Regions from separate parts of the Homo sapiens genome. Here region 2 is linked to region 1. A link is a loop called in an ENCODE intact Hi-C map of the cell type or tissue named here. Cell type or tissue: CD4-positive, alpha-beta T cell. All regions are shown on one strand.

The links. Peaks named below come from ENCODE experiments on the same cell type or tissue, not always from the same donor. Only the 100,000 strongest peaks of a DNase experiment are listed, where the experiment ranks them.
Region 2: it touches region 1 in a loop (13-fold over the local background); 7 of 110 quality-filtered maps call a loop at or near these places.

What each region holds. Positions count from the first base shown.
Region 1 is chr4:1,692,195-1,694,694 of GRCh38, reverse strand. SLBP (stem-loop histone mRNA binding protein) reads left to right here. Exons shown (of 8, transcript NM_006527.4): 8 at 982-1,964. The coding sequence ends at 1,098. Among named protein-coding and RNA genes, the nearest start is that of FAM53A, 9.1 kb to the right of the region's middle. In CD4-positive, alpha-beta T cell, CTCF peaks have their summits at 899 and 1,111 (motif pointing left); a DNase peak (open chromatin) is centred at 1,104; H3K27ac peaks cover 251 bases.
Region 2 is chr4:1,808,916-1,811,415 of GRCh38, reverse strand. No RefSeq gene overlaps it. Among named protein-coding and RNA genes, the nearest start is that of FGFR3, 17 kb to the right of the region's middle. In CD4-positive, alpha-beta T cell, CTCF peaks have their summits at 1,008 (motif pointing right) and 1,272 (motif pointing right); DNase peaks (open chromatin) are centred at 995 and 1,315.

The sequences.
Region 1 (2,500 bases):
TTTGGACTGGGCACGGTGGCTCACGCCTGTAATCCCAGCACCTTGGGAGGCCAAGGCAGGCGGATCACCTGAAGTCAGGAATTCAAGACTAGCCTGGCCAACATGGTGAAACCCTGTTTCTACAAAAATACAAATAATAGCCAGGTATGATGGTGGGTGCCTGTAGTCCGTGCTACTCAGGAGGCTGAGGTGGGAGAATAGCTTGAACCCAGGAGGTGGAGGTTGCAGTGAGCTGAGATGGCGCCATTGCACTCCAGCCTGGGCAACAGAGCAAGACTCTGTCTCAAAAAAAAAAAAAGAAAGAAAACCATGTGCTGCGCGTGGTGGCTCACGCCTGTGATCCCAGCACTTTGGGAGGCTGAGGCAGGCAGATCACCTGAAGTCAGGAGTTCAAGACCAGCCTGCCCAACATAGTGAAACCCAGTCTCTACTAAAAATACAAAAACTAGCTGGGTGTGGTCATGCAGGCATGTAATCCCAGCTACTCAGGAGGCTGAGGCAGGAGAATCACTTGAACCCGGGAGGCAGAGGTGGCAATGAGCCGAAATTGTACCACTGCCCTCCACCCTGTGTGACAGAGTGAGACTCTGTCTCAAGAGAAAAGAAAACCGTTTTTAAATGTATCAGTTTAAATACTGTCTCCTGTCCTGAGACAGCCACTATTTGTGGTTTTGTCTAGGCTTTTACAATTCTTTCTGTGCTTATAAACTATGTACATGGCCAGGCACAGTGACTAGTGACTCCTTCCTGTAATCCCAGCACAATGGGATGTGTGCACATCTAAACGTCAGTGTCTTGTAAATGGTACATGTGGTTTCTCTTTGCAGTGTTATTATTAAAATCTGTCTCAGTTGCACGTGAAGTGTACACCTTGCTGTGCATTACATCACATGATTTACCACATAAGGAGTGGGGTGTAGGAAGGGGCCCCTGTTTTCAGGGTGAGATGAATGTCAACCGAGCCATGCTTCTGTTTTCCAGGATGTGTACTCTGGCACACCCACCAAGGTGAGACACATGGACAGTCAAGTGGAGGATGAGTTTGATTTGGAAGCTTGTTTAACTGAACCCTTGAGAGACTTCTCAGCCATGAGCTAACTGCCCCCTGGCGGCCAGGAAGAGAAACAGCTCCTCCCCGACTAGGTGGAAGGCTGGCCAGGCACCAAGCATGTGTGTGCACTTGTACCTGGTGGTTTCTCTGTTAGCAGTCCATTAGCTCATGCTGAATTATTTTTGCCTTACTTTCTTAAGAAACATTAATTTTATGTATAGTGAGTATATTTTGCATGTTTTAAATTGTAAATGGAGCTAAGTCCAAGAAAGTACTTGAAGCTCTCTTCCAGCGAGCTTAATTGCGTAATCCCTGTTGTCCTCCAGGGTAAGCTGACACGTCTACATAACTGGTTTTCCACAGGCATCTTCAGTTATTGCTTGTCAGGTGGACTGTTTTGGATTTAACCATGTAATCCATGGGACCAATTGAGAGTCAGCTACTTTTATAGGCATCAAAGTATTCTCAGACACCTTTAATATCTTTATGGAAACTTAATTTTTGGCCTTTTATCAATATGTCATAACAGCATTCTGAAGTCAGACATTGTTAAATTGAGCTATTAAACTAATGAGTTTTATGTAAGTTATATGGTCTTAATTTGGTACTTGTAAATAGCACTAGTTAGACTCTTTAGAATACTCCAAGAGTTAGGGCAGCAGAGTGGAGCGATTTAGAAAGAACATTTTAAAACAATCAGTTAATTTACCATGTAAAATTGCTGTAAATGATAATGTGTACAGATTTTCTGTTCAAATATTCAATTGTAAACTTCTTGTTAAGACTGTTACGTTTCTATTGCTTTTGTATGGGATATTGCAAAAATAAAAAGGAAAGAACCCTCTTTCACTGACTGGGGCTGTTGCCAGGTGGGCCAGCTGCCGTGAGAGCTGACATGTTTGGAGGGTCAGAATTGTGTCTGCCTTTCTTGTGTCTGAAGCAAGTGGCACTCAGTGAGTGGCGCTGGGTAAAGGGCCTTCTTTATTTTTTTAATTTTATTTTTTGAGAGTTTCGCTCTTGTTGCCCAGGCTGGAGTGCAATGGTGCAATCATGGCCCACTACAACCTCTGTCTCCCGGGTTCAAGCGATTCTTCTGCCTCAGCCTCCCAAGTAGCTGAAATTACAGGTATGTGCCACCACACGCAGCTAATTTTGTATTTTTAGTAGAGACAGGATTTCTCCATGCTGGTCAGGCTGGTCTCGATCTCCCGACCTCAAGTGATCTGCCTGCCTCGGCCTCCCAACGTGCTGGGATTACAGGTTTGAGCCACTGCGTGTGGCCGGGGGCCTTCTTTAATAGGTGTCACATGTCACATTTGGTCTGATGCTTATTCATCAGCACTGGCATGACAGCCTTCCCTGTCTCTTGGGAGAGACCCTGCAGCAGGATAATCATCAGTCTGAGGGTGCCCTGCTCCCACTGCCTTCACCCTTGGACCGTGGTTGCTG
Region 2 (2,500 bases), 120 kb before region 1:
CTGTCCACGTGGCTGCAGGGGCTGGGCCTTGGGGCGCGTGTGGCTGTGAGGCCAGTTCCAGAAGGAGCCTCACCATCCCTGGGGGTTTGAGTGCTGGGCCGCCCTCCATGGGTTCAGCCCTTGGCTTCACGCTTCCTGCTCTGCAGGATGGGCCTGCAGGGTCAGGAGACCCACGTCCCCAGGTCCTGTGACAGCGTGAGCTGCTCATGGAACAGTGTGGGACGTTCTCCAGGCCAGTGGCCCTGCCACCTGGTCATGCTCTCCCTGCTCTGGGGACCTCAGTGACTTCTTGGGAGTCCTGGGGTTAGGGGCTGGGACCCTCGCCGAGGTGTCACCCAGGAGGGCCAGCTCTTCTGAAAGACTCCTCAGGCCGCTGAGGGGAAAGAGCACCGAGTACTGCCCTAGGGAGTCCTGGATGAGGCAGGGCCTTCAGCCTGCAGTCCAGCCCACAGGCAGGGCCCAGACGCCCTGAGGGATGTGTGATGGCCTGGGGCCATGGAGAGCAGCCCCCAGCCCGGACCTCTGGGTGCCTACCTGCCTCAGCGTGGCCTGGCTGCAGGAGTGCGTGGATGGTTCCAGCGCCAGGATAGCAGTGTGGTGTCTTGGCTCCCGACCCTTCTCAGTGGACAGAAGCCATCCCTTAGGTGCTCTGCCCACACTGGGACCAGGCCCTGTGGGCACCTCACAGGCTTCTCTGCGGCCCTGGCTGCTGGTTTGTTCACACTGAGAGTCCTCCCTCGGGGCCTCCCTTGACCCCTAGGCCCTAATTAATCAGAGGAAATGATGGACCCACAGCTGGGGTGGGAGGTGCTCCCTCATGGGGACAGCAGCCCAAAGAGCTGTGAACAAACCAGGTGCCCTTGGTGACCCCAGGAGCCACCAGTTGTGTCCTGGAAGCTGGGCCTCCCATGAGACATGTCCCCCTCAGCCATCAGCAGACAGCAAGGGCGGGGACCCTGCCAGCCTAGAGCACACCCAACCACTAGAGGGCACCCTGATGGCGGAGGTTCAGTTGTGCTGACAGCTGGGGTCTCTCATGGGCTCACCTTATGGGACAGGGGGAGGCAGCCAGGGAGCCCCTGGTGGGGCAGCTTCAGGGACTGTGCCCTGCCATCTGGGGTCGCTAAGGAAGCACGCTGAGGAGGAGGGGGCTGGCCCACCAGCACCTTCATGGGCCACTGTTCTCCCGGTGGCCCAGCCCTTTGGTCCCCAGCACCCATTCAGGATCCCACTGTGCCCACCAGAGGTCCACCAGAGCCCTGACAGGAGAGGGGCCTTGGGTTTGTAGCAGGGACACTGCCCAGCCAGCGCTAGGGGGCGCTCCCGGCCCGCGCTTCGAGCCCCATGCTCTGCCTGCCTTGGTGTGGATGCTGGCACTGCCTGCCTGTTGGCCTGGTCCCCCCACTGCCCTGCAGGCCTCAGCCTTCAGGCCCATGTGGGCCTCCCCATCCTGCCACTGTCACCAGGCGTCCCATGGCCAGGCCTGCCTCTGGGGCCCAGCATAGGGTTTCTGGGCAAGTGGGGGCATTAGGGATGCAGAGTCCCTTGTAAGGCCACTTCCACCAGGCCTGCGCCCACACGTGCTTCCCTGAATGGGGTTGAGTTAAACCCTTGCCTGCCCAGGAAACGGGCCAGCAGTACCCCCTGACCTGAAAGGTGAGTTTGTAGCCAGAGCATTTTAGAAGCTAGAGTTCATGCAGCTCATGGTTGGGAAACCCTGCTCTTGAGCCAGCAGAGGGGAGGAGAGCAGAGGGAGGACGGCAGAGGGGACAGCAGAGGTAGGGAGAGCAGAGGGGATGGGGGGAGGAGAGCAGGAGGAGGACGACAGAGGTGGGGACAGCAGAGATGGGAAAAACGGGAGGACAAGAGAGGGAGGATAGCAGAAGGGAGGACAGCAAAGAGGGTGGTGGGGAGTCAGGAGAGACGGCACACCTCCTCCAGGAAGCCTTCCCAGACTTGCTCTCACCATGTTGTCCTCCCACCCTGCTAGGGCTATGAACTTGGGCAAGGGCCTGGTTCCATCTCTGGGTTCTCAGCACCTCATCTGCCCAAAGGTGCTTTATCACTGTAGGGGACCCTGATGGAGCCCAAGGCAGTGGGGGCACTGGTTGCCCGGCCTGGGAGGGCAGAGAGCTGATCTGGAGGAGAGTGACCGCCTGTGTAGCCCCCAGGGCCCCATGAGGGCTTTGCTTGCTTTTGGCTCCATAGAGGGATGCCCAGAAAGCTCCCCAGCTGACTGGGAAGGCGGATGCCAGGAGTGGGGTGATGAGAGAAGGTCTGCCTCAGAGCTAGTGAGAAAGGACCCTCCCCACCACCACCACCACCTCAGGAACCCACAAGCTGGGAGCAGCCAGGGCAGTGCACCCCCAGGCACCCTGCTCCCTTCCGCCAGGCCCCTCCCATAAACATTCCTTGCTCTTGGGGCTCCCAGCCCACCAGTGACTTTCGGTGCTGCTGCCAGCATCCATCCCGCGCAACTGGGACCACCTGGCAAAGTGAC